Linked DNA regions of Homo sapiens: region 2 is linked to region 1. A link is an interaction called in ENCODE POLR2A ChIA-PET data of the cell type or tissue named here. Cell type or tissue: MCF 10A. All regions are shown on one strand. Each heading gives the region's core, and the rest is flanking DNA. Links, peaks and the distances in the headings are about the cores only. Region 1 has its middle 58 kb from the start of SLIT3-AS2. Region 2 has its middle 13 kb from the start of PANK3.

Region 1 (12,043 bases), core at 2,835-6,834:
TAATGTGCCTAGACATGGTTTTCTTTGTATTTACCATATTTTTGGTTCTTTCTGAGTTTCTTTTTTTTTTTTTTTTTCAGTTTCTTTTTTTTTTTTTTTTAATTTATTTTTTTATTGATAATTCTTGGGTGTTTCTCACAGAGAGGGATTTGGCAGGGTCATGGGACAATAGTGGAGGGAAGGTCAGCAGATAAACAAGTGAACAAAGGTCTCTGGTTTTCCTAGGCAGAGGACCCTGCGGCCTTCCGCAGTGTTTGTGTCCCTGATTACTTGAGATTAGGGATTGGTGATGACTCTTAACGAGCATGCTGCCTTCAAGCATCTGTTTAACAAAGCACATCTTGCACCGCCCTTAATCCATTTAACCCTGAGTGGACACAGCACATGTTTCAGAGAGCACAGGGTTGAGGGTAAGGTCACAGATCAACAGGATCCCAAGGCAGAAGAATTTTTCTTAGTGCAGAACAAAATGAAAAGTCTCCCATGTCTACTTCTTTCTACACAGACACGGCAACCATCCGATTTCTCAATCTTTTGCCCACCTTTCCCGCCTTTCTATTCCACAAAGCCGCCATTGTCATCCTGGCCCGTTCTCAATGAGCTGTTGGGCACACCTCCCAGACGGGGCGGCTGGCCGGGCAGAGGGGCTCTTCACTTCCCAGTAGGGGCGGCCGGGCAGAGGCGCCCCTCACCTCCCGGACGGGGCGGCTGGCCGGGCGGGGGGCTGACCCCCCCACCTCCCTCCCGGACAGGGCAGCTGGCCGGGCGGGGGGCTGACCCCCCCACCTCCCTCCCGGAAGGGGCGGCTGGCCGGGCGGGGGGCTGACCCCCCCACCTCCCTCCCGGACGGGGCGGCTGGCCGGGCGGGGGGCTGACCCCCCCACCTCCCTCCCGGACGGGGCGGCTGGCTGGGCGGGGGGCTGACCCCCCCACTTCCCTCCCGGACGGGGCGGCTGGCCGGGCGGGGGGCTGACCCCCCCCACCTCCCTCCCGGACGGGGTGGCTGCCGGGCGGAGACGCTCCTCACTTCCCAGATGGGGTGGCTGCCAGGCGGAGAGGCTCCTCACTTCTCAGACGGGGCAGCTGCCGGGCGGAGGGGCTCCTCACTTCTCAGACGGGGCGGCCGGGCAGAGACGCTCCTCACCTCCCAGACGGGGTCGCGGCCGGGCAGAGGCGCTCCTCACATCCCAGAGGGGGCGGCGGGGCAGAGGCGCTCCCCACATCTCAGACGATGGGCGGCCAGGCAGAGACGCTCCTCACTTCCTAGATGTGATGGCGGCTGGGAAGAGGCGCTCCTCACTTCCTAGATGTGATGGCGGCTGGGAAGAGGCGCTCCTCACTTCCTAGATGGAATGGCGGCCGGGCGGAGACGCTCCTCACTTTCCAGACTGGGCAGCCAGGCAGAGGGGCTCCGCACATCCCAGACGATGGGCGGCCAGGCAGAGACACTCCTCACTTCCCAGACGGGGTGGCGGCCGGGCAGAGGCTGCAATCTCGGCACTTTGGGAGGCCAAGGCAGGCGGCTGGGAGGTGTAGGTTGTAGTGAGCCGAGATCATGCCACTGCACTCCAGCCTGGGCACCATTGAGCACTGAGTGAACGAGACTCCGTCTGCAATCCCGGCACCTCGGGAGGCCGAGGCTGGCGGATCACTCGCGGTTAGGGGCTGGAGACCGGCCCGGCCAACACAGCGAAACCCCGTCTCCACCAAAACCAGGCGTGGCGGCGCGTGCCTGCAATCGCAGGCACTCGGCAGGCTGAGGCAGGAGAATCAGGCAGGGAGGTTGCAGTGAGCCGAGATGGCAGCAGTACAGTCCAGCTTCGGCTCCGCATGAGAGGGAGACCGTGGAAAGAGAGGGAGACCGTGGGGAGAGAGAGGGAGAGGGAGAGGGGGAGGGAGAGGGAGAGGGTGAGGGACAGGGAGAGGGAGAGGGAGAGGGCCTTTCTGAGTTTCTTGAATCTCCTTTTTTTTTTTTTCGAGACAGAGTCTTGCTCTATAATCCAGGCTGGAGTGCAGTGGCAAGATGTCGGCTTACTGCAACTTCTGCCTCCCAGGTTCAAGCAATTCTCATGCCTTAGCCTCCTGAGTAGTTGGGATTACAGGCATGTGCCACCACACCCAACTATTTTTTTTGTAGAGAGGGAGTTTTGCCATGTTTGCCAGGCTGGTCTCAAACTCCTGGCCTCAAGTAATCCCCCCTCCTTGGCCTCCCAAAGTGCTGGTATTACAGGCATAAGCCACTGTGCCTGGCTTGAATCTCTTGACTGAATTTTTTTCTATTGAATTTGCAAAATTTTTGGCCATCATTCCTGCAGTTATTTTTTCTCTCTACTCTTCTTCTTCTGAGAGTCTGACACATATGTCAGCCTACTTTAGGTTGTCCCATTGATGCTCTGCTCATATTAAAAACATTTTTTTCCTTTATTGCTCAGTTTGAATAATTTCTATCAACCTGTTTTCTCTTATACTTTCAGAGTATCCAATATGCTGTTATTCTGTCTAGTGAATTTTTAAGTTCAATTGCTATATTTTTCAATTTTTGGATTTACATTTGGCTTACTTTTTAGAGTTTTCTTATTTCTCTTATAATTCACAGTTCTTCTTCTGTCACATTAATCCTTTCCTATAAGATTAAAAAAAGTTGCAGTTATGTACTACATAATGATGTTTTGGTCAGTTATGGACCACATATGACAGTGGTCCCATAAAATTATAATGGAGCTGGAAAATTCCTATCACCTGGTAACACTGTGGTCATCATAATGTCTCCACACAACGCATTACTCAGGTGTTTGTGGTGATGCTGGTGTAAACCTACTGGGCTGGCAGTGATATAAAAGTATAGTGCATACAATTATGTACAGTATATAATACTTGATAAAGATATAACTATACTATACTTTTATTGTTATTTTAGCGTGTACGTCTTCTAGTTGTAAAAAAAATTTACTGTAAAATGGTATGCTGTGTTACACCAGCAGCAGCTTCATGTATCTTGTGTTTTATTGTAGCTCTTGATTGCACAGTTTTCTCTTGTGTATGATTTAATCTCATTTTGTTTTGTTCATTATGGGTCCCTAAGCGTACAAGATATCCTGCTAATGTTGTCAGTAGGAGGCCACAGTGAGTAACTGACCTGGAAATGAAATTAAAAGTGATTAATTAAGGGACAGGGCACAGTGGCTCATTCCTATAACCCCAGTGCTTCAAGAGCCTGAGGTGGAAGGATGGCTTCAGACCAGGAGTTCGAGACCAGTCTGGGCAACATAGTGAGACCCTGTCTCTACAAAAAAAAAAAAAGAAAGAAATTAAAAAAATGATTAAGGACTATGAAAGTGGAAAATCAGTGATGGTTATTTCTTGCCAGAAATGCCTGCCCCATCGACCCTAGCTATGATCTGAAAGGACAGGAACAAAGTGATGAAAGCTAGCTGGGCGTGGTGGCTCACGCCTATAATCCCAGCACTTTGGGAGGCTGAGGTGGGTGGATCACTTGAGGCCAGGATTTTGAGACCAGCCTGGTCAACATGGTGAAACCACATCTCTACTAAAAATACAAAAATTCGCCGGGTGTGGTGGCATGCGCCTGTAATCCCAGCTACTTGGGAGGTTGAGGCATGAGAATCACTTGAACCCAGGAGGCAAAGGGTACAGTGAGCCGAGATTGAGCCACTGCACTCCAGCCTGGGCAACAGAGCGAGACTCTCTCTCAGAAAAAAAAAAAAGTGATGAAAGCTGTTAAAGGATTTGCTTCATTGAAGGCAATGAGATAACAGAAATTCAGGAAGGTCCTCTATAAGATATGAAGAAACTTCTGATGACCTGGGTTGGAGACCAGGCACAGAAGTGTATCCCTCTCAGCACTACGACAATCATGGCCAAAGCACGAAGTTTGTTTGCAATGTTCAGAGAAAAGGCCGGACCTAACTACAGTGTTGAAGTATTGCTAGCTCTGGGTGATTTAAACAGTTCAAGCATCGTAATTCATTACATATTGTGAAAGTGAGTGGCAAGTCTGTGCATGCTGATGTGAAGGCAGCTGAAGAATTTTTGGAAACTCTAGAAAGGCTGATTATGGAGGAAAATCACTTGCCAGAGCAAATCGTCAATATGGATGAAAACCCCCTATTTTGGAAATGGATGCCTGAAAAGACTTTTATCTAGAAGGAGACCAAGTCAATGCCAGGTTTCAAGGCTTTTAAGGACAGGACAACAGTCTTTCTCAGAGGCAATGCTGCAGGCTACAAACTGAAATCCTTTGTGATCTGGCACAGTGAGAACCCCAGGGCCTTCAAGCATACCAGTAAGCACACCACAGGAGCAATAAGAAGTCACAGATGACCCAGCTACTCCTGAATTGCTATGCCAGTGAAATGAAGTACTATTTGGAGAATAAGATACCTTTCAAGGTTTTGCATATGGTTTATAATGTTCCCACACATCCTCCTTTTATTGGTGATCTTCATCCCAATACCAAGGTAGTGTCTCTCCCTCCAAACATTACCTCTTTGATTGAACCAATGAATCAAGGTGTTATATCAGCTTTTAAGGACTGCTACCTGAGGAAGACCTTTGTCCAGGCTGTTGCTACACCTGAGGGAGAGACTGAGATGACAGTGATGCAATTCTGGAAGGATTACAACACAGGTATGATTGCATCAAGAACCTTGGTTGGGCTTGGGGTGATGTCACCAAGAAGTATGTGAATGGCATCTGGAAGAAGACACTTAGCATTTCTCCATGACTTCAGAGGATTTGCCAAGGATGAGGAGGTTGCAAAAATCAACAAGTTTGTGGTTGAGATGGCAAACAGCTTTGACCTGGGTGTGGATGAGAATGACACTGAGGAGCTCCTAGAGGTGGTTCTTGAGGAATTGACTAATAAGGAGTTGTTGGAAATGAAACAGGAATGCATAGCTGAAGAAGAGGCAAGAAAAAAGGAAACTGCATGTATTAGTCTGTTCTCATGCTGCTATAAAGAACTGCCCAAGACCAGGTAATTTATAAAGGAAAGAGGTTTAATTGACTCACAGTCCTGCATGGCTTGGGAGGCCTCAGGAAACTTACAATCATGGCAGAAGGCACCTATTCAGGAGGGGGCAGGAGAGAGAAGAATGAGAATAGAGCGAAGGAGGAAGCCCCTTATGAAACCATTAGATCTCATGAAAACTCACTCATTATCACAACAGTATGGGGAAAACTGCCCCCATGATTCAATTATCTCCACCTGGTCCCTCCCATGACACATGGGGATTGTGGGAACTACAATTCAAGATGAGATTTGGGTGGGGATACAGCCAAACCATATCGCTGCAGGGGAAGAAAAAGAAGAACCCCCAAGAAAATGGACAGTGAAGGATTTGTAGCACAAGCTTTTTCAGACCTTAGCAAGTTCCTTTAAAAGCTTGGAAGTGTGGAGGCAACACCAAACAGTCTTCTTTATCATAATTTTTATTTTAGGTTCAGAGGTACATGTGCAGGTTTGTTATATAGGTAAACTGTCATGGGGACTAAAAAATTTTCATTAATAGAGAGGAATGGTGCGTAATCTGCTTACAAGCAAATCTGTGAGAAAAAATGAAGCAAATCTACTAAGTGACCATAGACATATTTCTGAAAAGAGTGACACCTCCACAAGAAGAGCCTCAGGCAGGTTTCTTAGGTGTTATTCCAGAAGAAGGCATTTGTTGTCATGGGAGATGACAGCTGTGTGTGTTATTGCCACTGAAGACCTTCCAGTGGGACAAGATATGGGGGTGGAAGACAGTGACATTGATCCTGACCCTGTATAGGCCTAGGCTAATGTGTTTGTGTCTTAGTTTTTAATAAAAAAGTTTAAAAAGTAAAAAAAAATAAAAATAGATAAAAGCTTATAAGGTTTATAAATATTTTTGTACAGCTGTTATTATTTTGTATTAATTTGTATTTTGTATTATTTATATTTGTATTAATTTTACTTATGAAATAACTTTAGTTACAAAGTAATTATTACAAAACTTATTTTAAGCACAAACACATTATTTTGTAACAAGAGTTAAAAAGTTAAAAAGTTTAAAAGGAAAAAAGTTAGAGTAAGCTAAGTTTAATTTATTATTGAAGAAAAAATATTTAAAAAATAAATTTAGTACAGCCTAAGAGTATAATGTTGATAAAGTCTACAGTAGTGTACAGTAATGTCCTAGGCCTTCACATTCACTCACCACTCACTGACTCACCTAGAGCAACTTCCAGTCCTGCAAGCTCCATTCACGGTAAGTTCCCTATATAGGTGTATCATTTTTTTAATCTTGTATATCATATTTTTACTGTAACTTTTCTAAGTTTAGATATTTCTAGCTACATAAATAATTGTCATTGTGTTATAATTCCCTACAACATTCAGTACAGCAACATGCTGTATAGGTTTGTAATCTAAGAGTGATAAGTTATACCATATAGCCTAGGTATGTAGTAGGCTATACCATATAGGTTTGTGTAAGTATGCTCGATGATATTCATACATAAAATTGCTTAATGATTCATTTCTCATAACGTTCCTCTGTTGTTATGTGACACATGATTGTATTGTCATATTTTCCTGGCTGTTTGTATGTTGCATTTTTAAAGTTTTTTCTAATTTTTTTCAAGGTCTTTGCTATCTCCAATATCTGACTCATCTTTGGGTCTGCTTCTGTTGACTATTCTCTTGACTGTCATATTTTTCTGGCTGTTTGTATGCTATATTATGCCATTCTTGCATTTCTATAAAGAAATATCTGAGACTGGGTAATTTATAAAGAAAAGAGATTTAATTGGCTCATGGTTCTGCAGGCTGTACAATCATGGTGCCAGCATCTGCTTGGCTTCTGGTAGGGTGGGGCTCAGGAATCTTAACAATTGTGGCAGAAAGTGAAGGGGGAACAGGTGTCTCATACTGCAAGAGTGGGAGCAAGAGAGAGTGCGGGGGAGGTGCCACACATTCTTAACAAGATCTCTCAAAAACTTACTCACTATTGTGAGGACAGCACGAAGCCATGAGGGATCCACCCCCATGACTCAAACACCTCCCACCAGGCCCCAACTCCAACACTGGGGATTACATTTCAACATGTGATTTGGATGGGACAAATATTGAAACCATATCATATGCCAAGTAATTAAAAAGAAATTGAGCCAAGGGCTCACTATATTGTCCAGGCTGGTCTTGAACTCCTGGGCTCAAACAATCCTCCTGCCTTAGGTTCCCCAGTAGCTGGGATTACAGACATGTGCCATTGTGTCTGGCTTATACTATATGTTTATTCTATGTAACACACTCTAGAGTCTCTGGAGTTTACTATCTTTCTTTGAAAGGCATTGAGTTTTGCCCTAGCAGATGGCTAAATCGTTGACAGACAATCTTAGTCCTGTGGAAGCTTAGTTTTAGCCTTTATTGGAGTGGATCTCTTTCAGTTTTGTCCTTATTCCTAGGGTATAGACCTAAATTCTAAGATGTGGTCCTTATTCCTAAGGTGTGGCCCTGCAAGTGTTTCAACAAAAAGGGCGCTGTGTCTACAAAGCTTCTCTACCTTGGCAGGGCTTGACTCTTTCGTCTTGATGCAGTTTCTTGCCTCTGGGAAACTTACAATCTCACCCTGCATATGAACTGTTTAGCAGTCAGCCAAGGATTTGAAGATAATTGGTACACAGATTTTAGGGCACCCCTTCCATGGTTCCGTCACTTAGGATTAAGATTTTTCTCCCTAAATTTCCAGCCACTCCATTCCCCATGCAGTGTATAGATGGGGACACACCTTCAGGGGAAGAGCCAGTGAACGCAGCTCTCACTCAATGTGCTGTCTTTCATTCAAGGGTTGGATCCCCTCCCTTTCTGCCTTCTTTTGGTTGCTGCAGAGTGCTTTAACGCAATTGTTTTGTTAAACTATTTTGTCCAGATTAGATAATTGTTACATGTGGGAGGGCTAGTTTGATAAGCTATTCTGATATTACCAGATCCTGAACCTCTTGCTCAATTTTCACCCTAGAATCTCAACACCACTGAATGTGAGAGGAACCAATGATAAGAGCCCTAAGCAAAACTCACCAGGGTTAATCGGAAAGAGGTAGAATGATATAATGGTTAAGGATGGGGCTTTGGAGGCAATTTTGGTTTTGAATCCCAGTCCTGCCACTTATCAGCTGTGTGATCTTAAGAATGATGCTTAACTGATTGAGACCTTGTATTGCCATTTGCCATTTTCTTTTTCTTTTCTTTTCTTTCTTTCTTTTTTCTTTTTTTTTTTTTGATGAGGATTAAATGAAATGCTTAGCACCAGACTTGGCAAATAGTAAGGGTTTTTAACCCACGATGGTCACTATTATGACTAGAGAATGATATGTTCTTTCACAGTGGGGCTAGAAGGAGAGGGACACAGGGCTAAAGGATTTTTCCAGACAGTAGATTGGTGCCTTCTATTGGGACTAGAAGTCTTTGCCTCCAACTCTAGACATTCACAGTTGTTTGGAAATAAGCAAAATTCTAAATCTCAGAATTTTCTTCTGTTCCAGTTAAGACTTATCAAGGGCTGGAGCGTCTGAACTAGATACACCAAAAATTTTTAGAGTGATGAGATGATGGAGTTAAACAAACTGTCCTGAACTGCATATCCAAAGACAAAAGCTAGGAGATAACAAAAACTGTCCTAAAACTGCATATCCAAAGACAAACTGTCCTGAACTGCATATCCAAAGACAAACTGTCCTGAACTGCATATCCAAAGACAAAAGCTAGCGTACCCCCAAACCCTACTTCAATGTAGACTCCCTCCCTCCCTGAGACCTCTGACCAAACCCAAATATATCTTGATTTTTTTTTTTTCAGACAGGGTCTCACTCTGTTGCCCAGGCTAGAGTATAGTGGTGAGATCACAGCTCACTGCAACCTCGACCTCCCCAGGCTTAGGTGATCCTCCCACCTCAGCCTCCCCAGTAGCTGGGACCACAGGCATGCACCACCATGCCTGGCTAATTTTTGTATTTTTTTGTGGAGATGAGGTTTTGCCATATTGCCCAGGCTGGTTTCCAACTCCTGGGCTCAAGCAATCCACCTGCCTTGGCCTCCTAAAGTGTTGAGATTACAGGTGTTGAGCCTCTGTGCCTGGCCTGGATTTTTTTTAAGGAGGTAAAATTCACATAGTAATTCACCATTTTTACAAGTATAAAGTGTGTAACTCAGTAACTTCCAGGACATTCATGATGTACAACTATCACTACTAGTTCCAGAACAGTTTCATCATCCCCAAAAATAAATGCCAGACCCATTAGTCACCCCCATTTCTACTTCCTCCTAGTCCCTGGCAACCACCAGTGTGCTTTGTGTCTCAATGGATTTGCCTACTGTGGACATATCATATAAATGGATATGTGGCTTTTTGTGTTTGGTTTCCTTCACTTAGCATGTTTTCAAGGTTTGTTCATTGCCTGGAATTATTCAGATATTCATTTTTATATAAACCCCTGTGTCTTTTTGACTTTCCAAGTGCACTTCGTCCCAGCAGGGCTTTCCTATCCGGACCCCAGAGCTTTGGTGAAATGTGTGCACACAGAGCAGGCAGGGGCACATTGACAAACTTCTGCTTGACAGTTTCTGTTTTTGCACCCTGTTAACAATGCTCTTGAGGCTCCACTATGTAGGATTATCTGTTTTTATACCTGAAAGTCTCCTTACCTCAACTGCTATCAAAAGATTTACATCTTTCTAAGGTGCCAATTAAATCCAACAAGGTAGCTGAGTGTGGTGGTGCACGCCTGTAGTCCTAGCTATGCAGGAGGCTGAGGTGGGAGGATCACTTGAGCCTGGGAGGTCGAGGCTGCTGTGAGCTGTGATTGCACCGCTGCATTCCAGCCTGGGAGACAGAGCAAGATCCTGACACACACACACACACACACACACACACACACACACACACACACATTCCAACAAGGTAATGTGTAGGAGGAAGTACCCGAGCTTTTCAGTCAAATGTATATTTGAATTCCACTTCAGAGACTCATACAGGTTTGGAAAATTGGAGAGAGGAGGAGAACTGTGCCTGCTTTGCAGGTGGAACCTGGGAAAGGGGCACATACACGAATCTCTTCCTGTGCCACAAGATGGCACAAAAGAAGTAGGGGTGAAATAGCTGCTCCATCCCGGGTCTGAGTCAGCCTTGAAGGGTTCCCAATACCCTGGGTAACGTGGGAGCAGTAGAATGATTTTTCTGTGCGTCTAAGAGTAGCAAACAAGTGGGTGAACAACCTCAGCTCTACCTCATTTCTTTCTTTTCTTTTTTTTTTTTTGAGATGGAGTTTTGCTCTTGTTGCCCAGGCTGGAGTGCAAGGGCGTGATCTTGGCTCACTGCAACCTCTGCCTCCCAGGTTCAAGTGATTCTCCTGCTTCAGCCTCCTGAGTAGCTAGAATACAGGTGCCCACCACCACGCCCAGCTCATTTTTGTATTTTTGATAGAGACAGGGTTTCACCATGTTGGCCAGGCTGGTCTCCAGCTCCTGACCTCAGGTGATCCACCCACCTCGGCCTCCCAAAGTGCTGGGATTACAGGTGTGAGGCACCGTGCCTGGCCTCCACCTCATTTCTTGTAGTGCCAGTATGGCATAGCAGCCTCCAGGTGTCCCCAGACTTCCAGGGGGAGCAGAGTCATGACATATAGACTCTGCAGACCTGGAAAAGATTTGCTGCAGAGTTAAAGCAAACGTAGTCTAGATGTCCAGGCCATCGTGGCAGCTGGCATGAATACATGAAGACAGCAAGGAGCAAACATCTTCACAGGATGTGAGGCACCTGGAACTCAAGGGGTATCCTGGAGAAGAGAAATGCCAGACACTGAACTGAATGAGATAATTAAGTTTTTGCTATGAAGCAGGATGGGGGCTCAAAGTAGGAATTAAGTTTAATTTAGAAAAGGCAATGTATATTTTTAGTATTTTTGAGTAAGAAGGCTGAGAAGCCTAAATTTAAAAAAAATAAATTTTTTCCCCCACTGTAATTCACGACACTTGAGTTCATTTTCTGCTCCTGAAATAGGGAGGGCACCTCCCTCTGAAAACATTGTCAGAGAAAAGAGTCCAGGATTGAGCAGATGCTTTGAAGAGGCAGAACATTCTTAGCTTTAGGGGGCCCACCAGCTGGCCCAGGGCACAATTCCTCAGCCACAGTGCCTAGGGAAACTGCTCTAGGCATTCGGCCTGAGGCATTGGGTTGGAAAGCAAGGGGTTAATTTAGTATTAGCTGTGTTCTGTTCCAGAACATCTCTGTAGCTCTTGCTCCTGAGCTCCAGGGCTTCCTTCCTCATCCTACTCCACCCCCTCTTTTTTCCTTCCCTCTTTCTGTTTTTTTTGAGGTGAAGTTCGCATACCATAAAATTAACCATTTTAAAGCATATCATTCAGTGTCAGTACCTTCCCAATGTCGTGCAACCATTACTTCTATCTAGCTCCGAAACATTTTTATCACCCTCAAAGGAGACTCTGTACCCATGAGGTAGTCACTCCCAGTTCCGTCTCCCCCAGCCCCTGGCAGCCACCGATATGCATTTACCTAAACGGTATATTTCCTGTAAATGGAGTCACAAGATGTGGCCTTGGTGCCTGGCTTCTCTCTTCATCCCTTTTGCATCCTTCAGTCCTATCTCTTCTCCCTGAAGCTTTGGAGCCCACCCAAGTAGTCCCTAGGTATTTCCAGACTCCATTTTCCAGGAATTAGGCCAGAGAAAGAAAGAAAATAAGGTCAGAGGGCTTGGCGGTGGGAATTAAATCGGCTTAGGGAAAAAGAAACCCAGCAGTTTCTGATCAGGCCCCAGCAGCTGAATTTGGTTAGGAGGCCAATTATCTGAGGCCCACGAGCTTTTAAGTACCATGGCTGGGCCTTCTGTGGCAGGCCACGTGGAAGCCGGGCTCGCCCTGGCTCTTGACTGGAAACAGATGCTGTATGCCCAGGAAGGAAAGCTGAGTTTCGAAAAAATGCAGCTCGACTGAGACTGTGGTGTGGCTGGATTTTCACAAAGCAGTATTTATAATCAGGCAGAAAAT
Region 2 (12,043 bases), core at 4,085-8,084, 55 kb before region 1:
GAAGGTAGATTTTTTTTTGAGGAACAGAAGCAGCAATGTGTGAGGAGTAGAGAGTGAGGTGTAAAGTGATAGGAGATTAATCAAAGAGTTGAGCTTGCTGGCCCTTGAGGGCCACCTGAAAATTTTAAGCAGGGAGTGATTTGTCCATGAATTTAGAGGATTATTTTGGCTGCTTTGTGGAGAATGACTGGATGGGAGAGGAGTTATGACTTGGAAATGAAAAGACTAAGAGACTCCCATCCTTCTCAACCCACACAGAGTCAGTCACCAAGTCTGAGGGGTTCCCGGAGCACTCCAGGCATTGTACAGGGACTTGAATCATTATGGGAGCAGCAGAGACGGGGAGAAGTGTTGGATCAAGAATTTCATTTAATAGTTGGGTGTGGTGGCATGTGCCTGTAGTCCCAGCTACTCAGAAGGTCAAGGCAGGAGGATCATTTGAGCCCAGGGGTTTGAGTCCAGCCTGGACAACATAGTGAGATGCCATTTCTAAAAAAAAAAAAAAAAAAAAAAAAAAAAAAAAAAGAGAGAGAGAGAGAAAAAGAAAAAATTAAGAATTTATGTCAGGTATTAGTGAAGGGTGAATATTAGTAAAGCTGAAAAAGGTTTGAAGAAGTTTACAAAAAAATGAACTTCATTTAATTCACGTTTATTGAGCTCTGACAATGCACCAGGCACTGTTCTAGGGATTAGGGATATGGAGATGAATGGGATAAGGCCCCTGCCCTCCTGGAGCCTACGCTCCAGAGACAACAAAGGTAGTAAACCAGTAGGCAGCAGTATAATATCATTTTAGATCATATAAATGCTATGAAGATGATACGGCAAGATAAGGGGACCAAGAATGATCGGGACTGTTTGAGATGGAGTGATTGTTGAAGATTAATTAGATTAGATGCATGGGTATGGGGAAAAGGAGGCAGGAAGTGTAGTAGGTTTTAGGGTTTGGGCTTGCACTTCAGAGGAGACAGGTAGTTGTGTCATTTACTAAGAAGGGAAGCCTGGAGAGTAAATAAGTGGTTGATTCTCCCAGCCACTCCTCAGCTCAGGTTGGGGATGCTAGGCATGTCTTGCCATAGGAGTCAGCTGGTTTCAGCAGTTGGTGATTTTCATCTCAGAGGCCCCCAGTGTGGGTGTCACAGACTTCTGCTCTGCCCAGGAATGCATCCTACCAGGCATTTCCTAGGGAGCAGGGAAGAGCCTCTCCCTGGAGTTCTCCTCTGCCTGCCGATCCCTGCCTCCTGGCACCTCCACCTCAATAGTCCAGTTTCATCATTCTCCCACTCCCTCTTCATTTCCCTAAAGGCCCTGTTTCAGCTGGTGGTTCCATCCACCACCCACTTGCCCAGCACAGAAAGTTAGGAGTCATTCTGGACTCCTCCTGCCCCGTCACAGTGCACATCCAACCAGTCACCGAGTCTTCCTGCTGTTACCTTCCTGTCTCTTCCTTTCCGTCCAACCTCACTGCTCTCAACTGAGCACCAGCCTCTGCGTCTCTCATTTATACTCTTAAAGACCCTTTCTGGTGGGCATGGTGGCTCATACCTATAATCCAGCACTTTGGGAGGCCGAGGCTGGTGGATCATTTGAGGTCAGGAGTTCGAGACCAGCCTGGCCTACATGGTGAAACCCTGTCTCTACTAAAAATACAAAAATTAGCCAGGCATGGTGGCACGCACCTGTAATTCCAGCTACTCAGGTGGCTGAGGCAGGAGAATCGCTTGAACCCAGGAGGCAGAGGCCGCAGTGAGCTGAGATTGCGCCACTGCACTCAAGCCTGGGCGACAGATCCAGACTCCATCTCAAACAAACAAACAAACAAACAAGACCCTTCCTGGCAGGTGTGATGGCTCATGCCTGTAATCCCAATGACTCAAGAGGCTGAGGTAGCTGAGGCAGGAAGATCAGTTGAGGCCAGGAGTTCGAGACCAGATGGGGCAACATAGCAAGACTCTGTCTCTAAAAAATAAAAAAAAAGACCCTTCTTGCCTCTTGCCTGCCTTTATCTGACCCACCCTCTTTACCCATGCCAGAGAGAGTTTTCTCAATAGCAAACCAGAATGTATCATTTTCAGGGCTTAGGACCTTGTCTCTTCCTGACATGTTGTCTTCAAGATAAAAATCCCAGCTCCTGAGCCTAGGGTATAAGACCAGTCATGATTGGCCTCTGTGTATCTCTTTAGCTGCATCTCATGCCTCTACTCACCCTTCATTATATGTTCCAATCAGACAAAAGCAGCTTCTAGCAAACTAAATGCTTGCTGCTGCCTGATGTCCTCACTCCTTTCACAAGTGGAAGACTCTCTTTTTGAGTTTCATTGAACACGTTTTTCTACTTTAAAACCCAACCTAGAAATCCCCTCCTCCAGAAAAGCTTCCTCTCTTCTATGCTACTTCTGGTCCCTGCATGTGCTTCTAGTTTTCTCACTCACTGCAAAATAATACAGTGATCCGTTTACTTGCCTGTCTCTTTCACTGCCAGATGAGCTGTTTGAAGGCTAGCATTGTGACTTATTCTGTTCAGTGTCCCCAAGCCTAGCAGGGGATCTGCCCCCATATGGGGACTTACAAATAATTAAATTGGATGGGTGTTGGCCCAGGTCCTTCAGATGCAACCTGGAAAGTCTTATTCTTGTAGAAACTTCTAGAAACATAATTAATGACAACAAAAGCAGTCTAGCACCTCTTGTAGGAATGAATCACGGTATTTTAGAAGGGTGGGACTAGACAGTGTGGCCTAGGAGCCATCATGTACTTCCTCACACGATGTTTAATCAGGGGCAGCTCTAATTACAGGTGGCCCTCTTCCTGGACTTGCGATGCCTAATAGTGTATTTATCAAGGCTTTCATCAGGTTAGAGTAGAGTGGTTAAAAACTAGGCATTGTAATCAGGCAGAATTAGGTCCCAATCCCTGATTGGTTGTGCAACTTTAGAGTGGTAATTTTGCTTCTCAGTTTTCTCATCTATAAAATGGGGATAAAAATGGCTCCCTTGCCATTGAGTCTTTGTGAAGATGAAATCACTTCATGCATCTAAAGTGTTCAACTCAGTACTTGGCATTGGGAACAAAAGAGTTGGCTTGATGTTGACTATTAGACAAAAATTCATGATGACATTTAAGTCTCAATGTAAGTATCACTTCTGCCTGCAAACAGATTAGTTTACTTTCTAAGATAGGTGCCTGCTTTACTTTCTCAGATAAGTTATTTATTTATTTATTTATTTATTTATTTATTTATTTATTTATTTTTGAGACAGTCTTGCTCTGTCGCCCAAGCTGTGGTGCTATCTCGGCTCACTGCAACTTCCGTTCCCCGGGTTCAGGTGATTCTTGTGCCTCAGCCTCCTGAATATCTGGGATTACAGGCATGCACCACCACACCCAGCTAATTTTGTAATTTTTAATAGAGACAGGGTTTCACCATCTTGGCCAGGCTGGTCTCAAACTCCTGGCCTCAATTGATTTGCCCGCCTCAGCCTACCAAAGTGCTGGGATTACAGGTGTGAGCCACTGTGCCCGGCCCTCATAGAACTTTAATACTTTTATTTATATCATTCATCACGATGTCATTTAGTCTGACATCCTCACTCAGCTCAGAAAGCTCCCAGAGGGCGCGGCTGTCTTTTTTATTGTTTACCATTGTGTTCCTAACTTTTAACACAGTTCCTGGTACAGAGACAGTTCCGACCGAATATTTGAATAAACAAAAGAATGAATAAGCAAACCTTTCCTAACGGCTGCTACCACTAAAGATCTTAGCATGGTGTGTGTGTGCGTGTGTGTGTGTGTGTGTGTGTGTGTGTGTGTGTGGTGGGGCTATTCAGTAAGGCTAGAAGTGAAAAAGCTAGTAGAAAGCCCATGGTGATGGAGAATGGAGGAAGACTGATTAGGGAGCTCCTCAGCAGTATAAGGAAGGACTAAGAGCACATAAGGACAGGATCATAGAATTCCGCATCTCAGGATTTTTGAGGCTGCCACTGCCTTAGCTGTGAGGCCAGTGCATATAAGAATAGTTTGCACAGTTCTGCTGTGGAAATCAGGGCTTTTACTGAAAGCTTAGCCAACTAGCCAGCAAGAATAGCTTTCTGGAACTTAGAGCCTTGTGAAAATTCCCAAACTGAGGATAATTCCAAAAAAGGTTTTCTTGCTGGCTTTGAAAAGTAGGATATACTTTTTAAAACCCCTTCTTCATCTATGATACAGATTATCTGACAGTTCCTGTGCAGAAGTCCACAGAAGGCAGGAAAGAAGGGGCCAGGAGTAAATCAGGTGCCTCATATGAAGACCTCAGCTAAGGAATAAGAAGAGTAAGAAAACAGCACGTCTTCAAATAACATCATTTCCTTCAACGCCGTTTCATTATGTTGATGAGAAAAAAAAAATCTCTTCCCAGCTGGGGCCACTGTCTGTGTGGAGTCTGCACATTCTCCCCAAGTCTGCATGGATTTTCTCCAGGTACTCTGTTTTCCTCTCACTAGGATACTATCCCAAAGATGCACACCTGAGGTTAATTGGTGTGTCTGAAAGGTCCCAGTGTGAGTGAATGTGGGTGTGTGCGTGAGTGCGCTCTGCAATGGGATAACGTCCTGTCCAGGGCTAGTGCCTGCCTTGTGCCCTGAGCTGCCAGGATAGGCCCCAGCCACCCAGGACCTTGAACTGGATTAATTGGGTAAATAATTCTCTTATCTCTTTTTATTAATCTTTCCTAAATGACTGTATAGCTCACATTTGTTTCAATGTTTAACTTTTAGAAGTGTTTTCAGTCTTTATGAGAAGTTTAGTGATGATTCTGTTACCAGAACTATGCCATAGGAATTTAACTCTTGTTAGTATCAATTAGCCTATGGCCAAATTGGTTTCCTTATACATCGTTTTGCTTGAAGTTGCGTTTCCAAGATTTTATTGACAATGTTAAGTGAGGACTTACTGTACAGCGTGGGGGTCAGGTTAGAGCAATGCTATTCAAAGTGTGGTACACAGATGGCTGCTGATCCCCAGACTGCTTTTGGCTTCCAACAAGATATGGAGCAGGAGGTAAGTCAACTGCATCACTAATCATACTGTTTGTAGTTCAGCTGGTATTTTCTTCACAGTAAGACTTTCTCCATGAAGGTAGCATTGCATTGATTTACATTTTGACCCAGGCTGTCACTGCCCTAGGCTTGGACCATTAACAAATAGTTCACTGTAAAGCTGCTTTGAGCAGCTCTGGTTTGGAGCATGGGCTTTGGAATCAGTCAGAGTGGGCTCTACCACTTAAGCAAGTTCCTTAAGCTGCCTGAGTTCCCTAGTAGGACACAAGGAAGAGTGTGGATTCTATTTCAAAAGCAATTCAAAGCCACTGGGAGGTTTCAAGCCCGATCATAAAGTTTCTTGTGAACCATGTTAGAGTTTGGACTTTGTTCAAGGAAAAGGGACCCACCAAAGATTTAAAAGCAGGGGAATGTCAGGATTAGAACTGTATTTTGGAAAGTTTACTCTGGCTGTGGTAAAGATAACAGCTTAGGCGGGACAGGAGGCAAAGAAACCAGCTAAGGGAAGGCATTCTGGTGGTGGAATGAGAGAATAAATGTAAGAATGAGTGAATTCATAGCATTTACTAGATAACAAGCTTCCTTGTGGCAGGAGCCTCACCACCTTTTGCTATGGATGTTCTTCAGCACAAACTTTCAGTTTTTGTGCAAGTCAATTTTTAATTAACATTTAACTGGCAAAAATGACTAGCTAATATAAAATCAAGCTAGATTCTCTGTCCATTCTAGAGAAGTTGAGCCTTTGTGAGCAAGGCTGATCTCGCTCATGATACAGAAGTCTGTCTCTTTTACCTTGTTTACTTTTTTCCTGTTTACCTTCACAGCCACTGATCCTCAAGGTTAGCAGATGAGTAAGTTTCCAATAGCAGCTGAACTGGAGTGATTTCTATCTGGAACCAAACAAATAGCTAGACTCTGTTTGGAATTTCTGCTTCCAGAGTTATCCAGCCACAGAGCCTGTTGCACAAGGCAAACTGGCACTTGCCCAGCATGCTTAATAGAATTCTTAGTACTCTTACCTAGAAGTCCTATTCATTATTTGAGGCCATGCCAGTCAACACCAGCTCAACCAATATCAATGACCAAGTAACAATGAAGACAGCTATTTGTTGAGCACTTACTATGTAGCAGGCACTGAGCTAAGGGATTTACATGCATTTTCTGATTTTTTTTCTTGTCACACAGAATGTTTTTATTCCTGCTAATAGATTCTTTATGATTTGAGATACATTTAGAATGTATATATTTTTATTATACTTTAAGTTCTAGGGTACATGTGCACAACGTGCAGGTTTGTTACATGTGTATACGTGTGCCATGTTGGTGTGCTGCACCCATTAACACGTCATTTACATTAGGTATATCTCCTAATGCTATCCCTCCCCCCTCCCCCTACCCCATGACAGGCCCCTGTGTGTGATGTTCCCCACCCTGTGTCCAAGCGTTCTCATTGTTGAGTTCCCACCTATGAGTGAGAACATGCGGTGTTTGGTTTTCTGTCCTTGTGATAGTTTGCTCAGAATGATGGTTTCCAGCTTCATCCATGTCCCTACAAAGGACATGAACTCATCATTTTTTATGGCTGTATAGTATTCCATGGTGTATATGTGCCACATTTTCTTAATCCAGTCTATCATTGATGGACATTTGGGTTGGTTCCAAGTCTTTGCTATTGTGAATAGTGCTGCAGTAAACATATGTGTGCATGTGTCTTTATAGCAGCATGACTTATAATCCTTTGGGTATATACCCAGTAATGGGATGGCTGGGTCAAATGGTATTTCTAGTTCTAGATCCTTGAGGAATCGCCACACTGTCTTCCATAATGGTTGAACTAGTTTATAGTCCCACCAACAGTATAAAAGTGTCCCTATTTCTCCACATCCTCTCCAGCACCTGTTGTTTCCTGACCTTTTAGTGATCGCCATTCTAACTGGTGTGAGATGGTATCTCATTGTGGTTTTGATTTGCATTTCTCTGATGGCCAGTGATGATGAGCATTTTTTCATGTGTCTGTTGGCTGCGTAAATGTCTTTTGAGAAGCGTCTGTTCATATCCTTTTCCCACTTTTTGATGCGGTTGTTTGATTTTTTCTTGTAAATTTGTTTAAGTTCTTTGTAGATTCTGGATATCAGCCCTTTGTCAGAGGGGTAGATTGCAAAAATTTTCTCCCATTCTGTAGGTTGCCTGTTCACTCTGATGGTAGTTTCTTTTACTGTGCAGAAGCTCTTTAGTTTAGTTAGAACCCATTTGTCTATTCTGGCTTTTGTTGCCATTGCTTTTGGTATTTTAGTCATGAAGTCCTTGCCCATGCCTATGTCCTGAATGGTATTGCCTAGTTTTCTTCTAGGGTGTTTATGGTTTTAGGTCTAATATTTAAGTCTTTAATCCATCTTGAATTAATTTTTGTATAAGGTGTAAGGAAGGGATCCAGTTTCAGCTTTCTACATATGGCTAGCCAGTTTTCCCAGCACCATTTATTAAATAGGGAATCCTTTCCCCATTTCTTGTTTTTGTTAGGTTTGTCAAAGATCACATGGTTGTAGATGTATGGTGTTATTTCTGAGGCCTCTGTTCTGTTCCATTGGTCTATATCTCTGTTTTGGTACCAGTACCTTGCTGTTTTCGTTACTGTAGCCTTGTAGCATAGTTTGAAGTCAGGTAGTGTGATGCCTCCAGCTTTGTTCTTTTTGCTTAGGATTGTCTTGGCAATGCAGGCTCTTTTTTGGTTCCATGTGAACTTTAAAGTAGTTTTTTTCCAGTTTTGTGAAGAAAGTCATTGGTAGCTTGATGGGGATGGCACTGGATCTATAAATTACCTTGGGCAGTATGGCTATTTTCACGATATTGATTCTTCCTATCCATGAGCATGGAATGTTCTTCCATTTGTTTGTGTCCTCTTTTGTTTCGTTGAGCAGTGGTTTGTAGTTCTCCTTGAAGAGGTCCTTCACATCCCTTGTAAGTTGGATTCCTAGGTATTTTATTCTCTTTGTAGCAATTGTGAATGGGAGTTCAGTCATGATTTGGCTCTGTGGTTGCCTGTTATTGGTGTATAGGAATGCTTGTGATTTTTGCACATTGATTTTGTATCCTGAGACTTTGCTGATGTTGCTTATCAGCTTAAGGAGATTTTGGGCTGAGACGATGGGGTTTTCTAAATACACAATCATGTTATCCGCAAACAGGAACAATTTGACTTCCTCTTTTCCTAATTGAATGCCCTTTATTTCTTTCTCTTGCCTGATTGCCCTGGCCAGAACTTCCAACATTATGTTGAATAGGAGTGGTAAAGGGGGCATCCCTGTCTTGTGCCAATTTTCAAAGGGAATGCTTCCAGTTTTTGCCCATTCATTATGATATTGGCTGTGGGTTTGTCATAAATAGCTCTTATTATTTTGAGATACATTCCATGAATACCTAGTTTATTGAAAGTTTTTAGCATGAAAGGCTGTTGAATTTTGTTGAAGGCCTTTTCTGCATCTATTGAGATAATCATGCGGTTTTTGACTTTGGTTCTGTTTATGTGATTGATTATGTTTATTGATTTGTGTGTGTTGAACCAGCCTTGCATCCCAGGGATGAAGCTGACTTGATCGTGATGGATAAGCTTTCTGATGCACTGCTGGATTCGGTTTGTCAGTATTTTATTGAGGATTTTCGCATCGATGTTCATCAGGGATATTGGCGTAAAATTCTTTTTTTTGTTGTTGTTTTGTCTCTGCCAGGCTTTGGTATCAGGATGATGCTGGCCTCATAAAATGAGTTAGGGAGGATTCCCTCTTTTTCTATTGATTGGAAGAGTTTCAGAAGGAATGGTACCAGCTCTTCTTTGTACCTCTGGTAGAATTTGGCTGTGAATCCGTCTGGTCCTGGACTTTTTTTGGTTGGTACGCTATTAATTATTGCCTCAATTTCAGAGCCTGTTATTGGTCTATTCAGAGATTCAACTTCTTCCTGGTTTAGTCTTGGGAGGGTGTATATGTCCAGGAATTTATCCATTTCTTCTAGATTTTCTAGTTTATTTGTGTAAAGGTGTTTATAGTATTCTCTGATGGTAGTTTGTATTTCTGTGGGATCAGTAGTGATATCCCCTTTATCATTTTTTATTGCATCTATTTGATTCTTCTCTCTTTTCTTCTTTATTGGTCTTGCTAGTGGTCTATCAATTTTGTTGATCTTTTTAAAAAAACCAGCTCCTGGATTCATTGATTTTTTGAAGGGTTTTTTGTGTCTCTGTCTCCTTCAGTTCTGCTCTAATCTTAGCTATTTCTTGCCTTCTGCTAGCTTTTGAATTTATTTGCTCTTGCTTCTCTAGTTATTTTAATTGTGATGTTAGGGTGTCGATTTTAGATCTTTCCTGCTTTCTCTTGTGGGCACTTAGTGCTATAAATTTCCCTCTACACACTGCTTTAAATGTGTCCCAGAGATTCTGGTACATTTTGTCTTTGTTCTCATTGGTTTCAAAGAACATCTTTATTTCTGCCTTCATTTCATTATTTACCCAGTAGCCATTCAGGAACAGGTTGTTCAGTTTCCATGTAGTTGTGTGGTTTTGAGTGAGTTTCTTAATCCTGAGTTCTAATTTGATTGCACTGTGGTCTGAGAGACAGTTTGTTGTGATTTCTGTTCTTTTGCATTTGCTGAGGAGTGGTTTTCTTCCAACTATGTGGTTAATTTTGGAGTAAGTGTGGTGTGGTGCTGAGAATAATGTATATTTTGTTGATTTGGGGTGGAGAGTTCTGTTGATGTCTATTAGGTCTGCTTGGTGCAGAGCTGAGTTCAAGTGCTGGATATCCTTGTTAACCTTCTGTCTCGTTGATCTGTCTAACATTGACAGTGGGTTGTTAAAGTCTCCCATTATTATTGTGTGGGAGTCTAAGTCTCTTTGTAGGTCTCTAAGGACTTGCTTTGTGAATCTGGGTGCTTCTGTATTGGATGCATATGTATTTAGGATAGTTAGCTCTTCTTGTTGAATTGATCCCTTTGCCATTATGTAATGGCCTTTGTGTCTTTTGATCTTTGTTGGTTTAAAGTCTGTTTCATCAGAGACTAAGATTGCAACCCCTGCTATTTTTTGTTTTCCATTTGCTTGGTAGATCTTCCTCCATCCCTTTATTTTGAGCCTATGTGTGTCTCTGCACATGAGATGGGTCTCCTGAATACAGCACACTGATGGGTCTTGACTCTTTATCCAATTTGCCAGTCTGTGTCTTTTAATTGGGGCATTTAGCCCATTTACATTTAAGGTTAATATTGTTATGTGTGAATTTGATCCTGTCATTATGATGTTAGCTGGTTATTTTGCCCATTAGTTGATGCAGTTTCTTCCTAGCATTGATGGTCTTTACAGTTTGGCATGTTTTTGCAGTGGCTGGTACCAGTTGTTCTTTTCCATGTTTAGTGCTTCCTTCAAGAGCTCTCGTAAGGCATGACTGGTGATGACAAAATCTCTCAGCATTTGCTTGTCTGTAAAGGATTTTATTTCTCCTTCACTTAAAAAGCTTAGCTTAGCTGGATATGAAATTCTGGGTTGAAAATCCTTTTCTTTAAGAATGTTGAATATTGGCCCCCACTCTCTTCTGGCTTGTAGAGTTTCTGCCAAGAGATCCACTGTTAGTCTGATGGGCTTCCCTTTGTGGGTAACCAGACCTTTCTCTCTGGCTGCCCTTAACACTTTTTCCTTCATTTCAACTTTGGTTGAAACAAACAAACAAACAAACAAAACAAAAACAAAAAAGAAAAAGAGAGAGAGAAAACAGGAGGTGCACAGCAGTTGCTGGTTTGTGGCAATTATGAAATCCTGTCAGGCACGTGTTGCTGGTTCCTTGATCACAGTCCATTTCTACTCAATGATTCTCTACGGCTTTGCCTTCTGGGCTCTTGGTTCCAATTTCTGAATTTAATCTTCCTTTTTCTAAAATGTAACCTGGGTGGTTTTTCCCCCTGGGTGGTTTTCTCAGCCTCCTTTCTGCCCATAGAGGTTTTGAGATCCAAAGCTCCCTTTTCACCTTGTACTGTCTCCTTCCCTTTTAGTCCAAGCAGCTTCTAAAACACTGAGAATTTTCTATGATTCTTACTGGGGTTTCCTCCATTGGGAAAAAAGCTGTGACCTCACATCCTTTTGGCTCATATGAGTCCTTTCTGCCTTAGGTTCCTTTTGAGGCTGCTGTGGGACAATGCCCTTAATATTCTTAGAAATCCAATTGTTTAATAAAGAGAAACAGTAAGCACCCCTTAAGCTTCTTAGAAGGATTTTGTCTGTTTGAAAGGGTTGTTGAGTTAAACCTTTCTGTGTTCTTAACAAGAGATGCTGTACCCACCCTTTGCTGGGAAGCTATTTCTTAATTTGAGAATAGTTTGCCCTCTGGAGAGGCTGGGAGTGAGAAGCAATTTCATTTTCAAACCCCAAAAATCTGGGCTTTTTTTTTTTTTTTTTTTTTTTTGAGACAGGGTCTCATTCTGTCACCCAGGCTGGAGTGTAGTGGTACAATCCTGAGTCACCATGACCTCCGCCTTCTGGGCTCAAACAGTCCTGCCACCTCAGCCTCCAAAGTAGCTGGAACCATAGACACATGCTGCCTCGCCTGGCTAATTTTTTTGTATTTTCTGTGGAGACCAGATATAGCCACGTGGCCCAGGCTGGTCTGGTCTCAAACTCCTGGGCTCAAGAGATCTGTCCACCTTAACCTCCCAAAGTGCTGGAATTATAGGCTTGAGCCACGTTGCCCAGCCTCTTTTTTATACCCTCTAAATTTTGCTTGAAATCTAAACAGTTTCATTTTTTAAGCTGCTTTTTTTTTTCTTTCTTTCTCATCCTCTGACTCTCATAAGCTGCTTTTTCTCATTTGCCTGGTACTATATGCAGCTTGGCTAGATCATCATATTCGTTAGGTACATTTCCTGCTTTCCCACATCACAACTGACAACAATGCCTCTACCTTCCACCACCTGTGAAGGTCTTCTTTCCCTTCTTTCCAGTAGCATTTCCCTCACTTCCCTGTAAGGTG

The links. Peaks named below come from ENCODE experiments on the same cell type or tissue, not always from the same donor. Only the 100,000 strongest peaks of a DNase experiment are listed, where the experiment ranks them.
Region 2: POLR2A ChIA-PET joins it to region 1 with 12 read pairs; 4 of 35 experiments call an interaction of 5 or more read pairs at or near these places.

Annotation. Positions count from the first base shown.
Region 1 is chr5:168,642,561-168,654,603 of GRCh38, forward strand. No RefSeq gene overlaps it. Among named protein-coding and RNA genes, the nearest start is that of SLIT3-AS2, 58 kb to the right of the region's middle. In MCF 10A, for the core only: no CTCF peak of the experiment used is centred there; DNase peaks (open chromatin) are centred at 3,981 and 4,721.
Region 2 is chr5:168,586,275-168,598,317 of GRCh38, forward strand. No RefSeq gene overlaps it. Among named protein-coding and RNA genes, the nearest start is that of PANK3, 13 kb to the left of the region's middle. In MCF 10A, for the core only: no CTCF peak of the experiment used is centred there; a DNase peak (open chromatin) is centred at 6,007.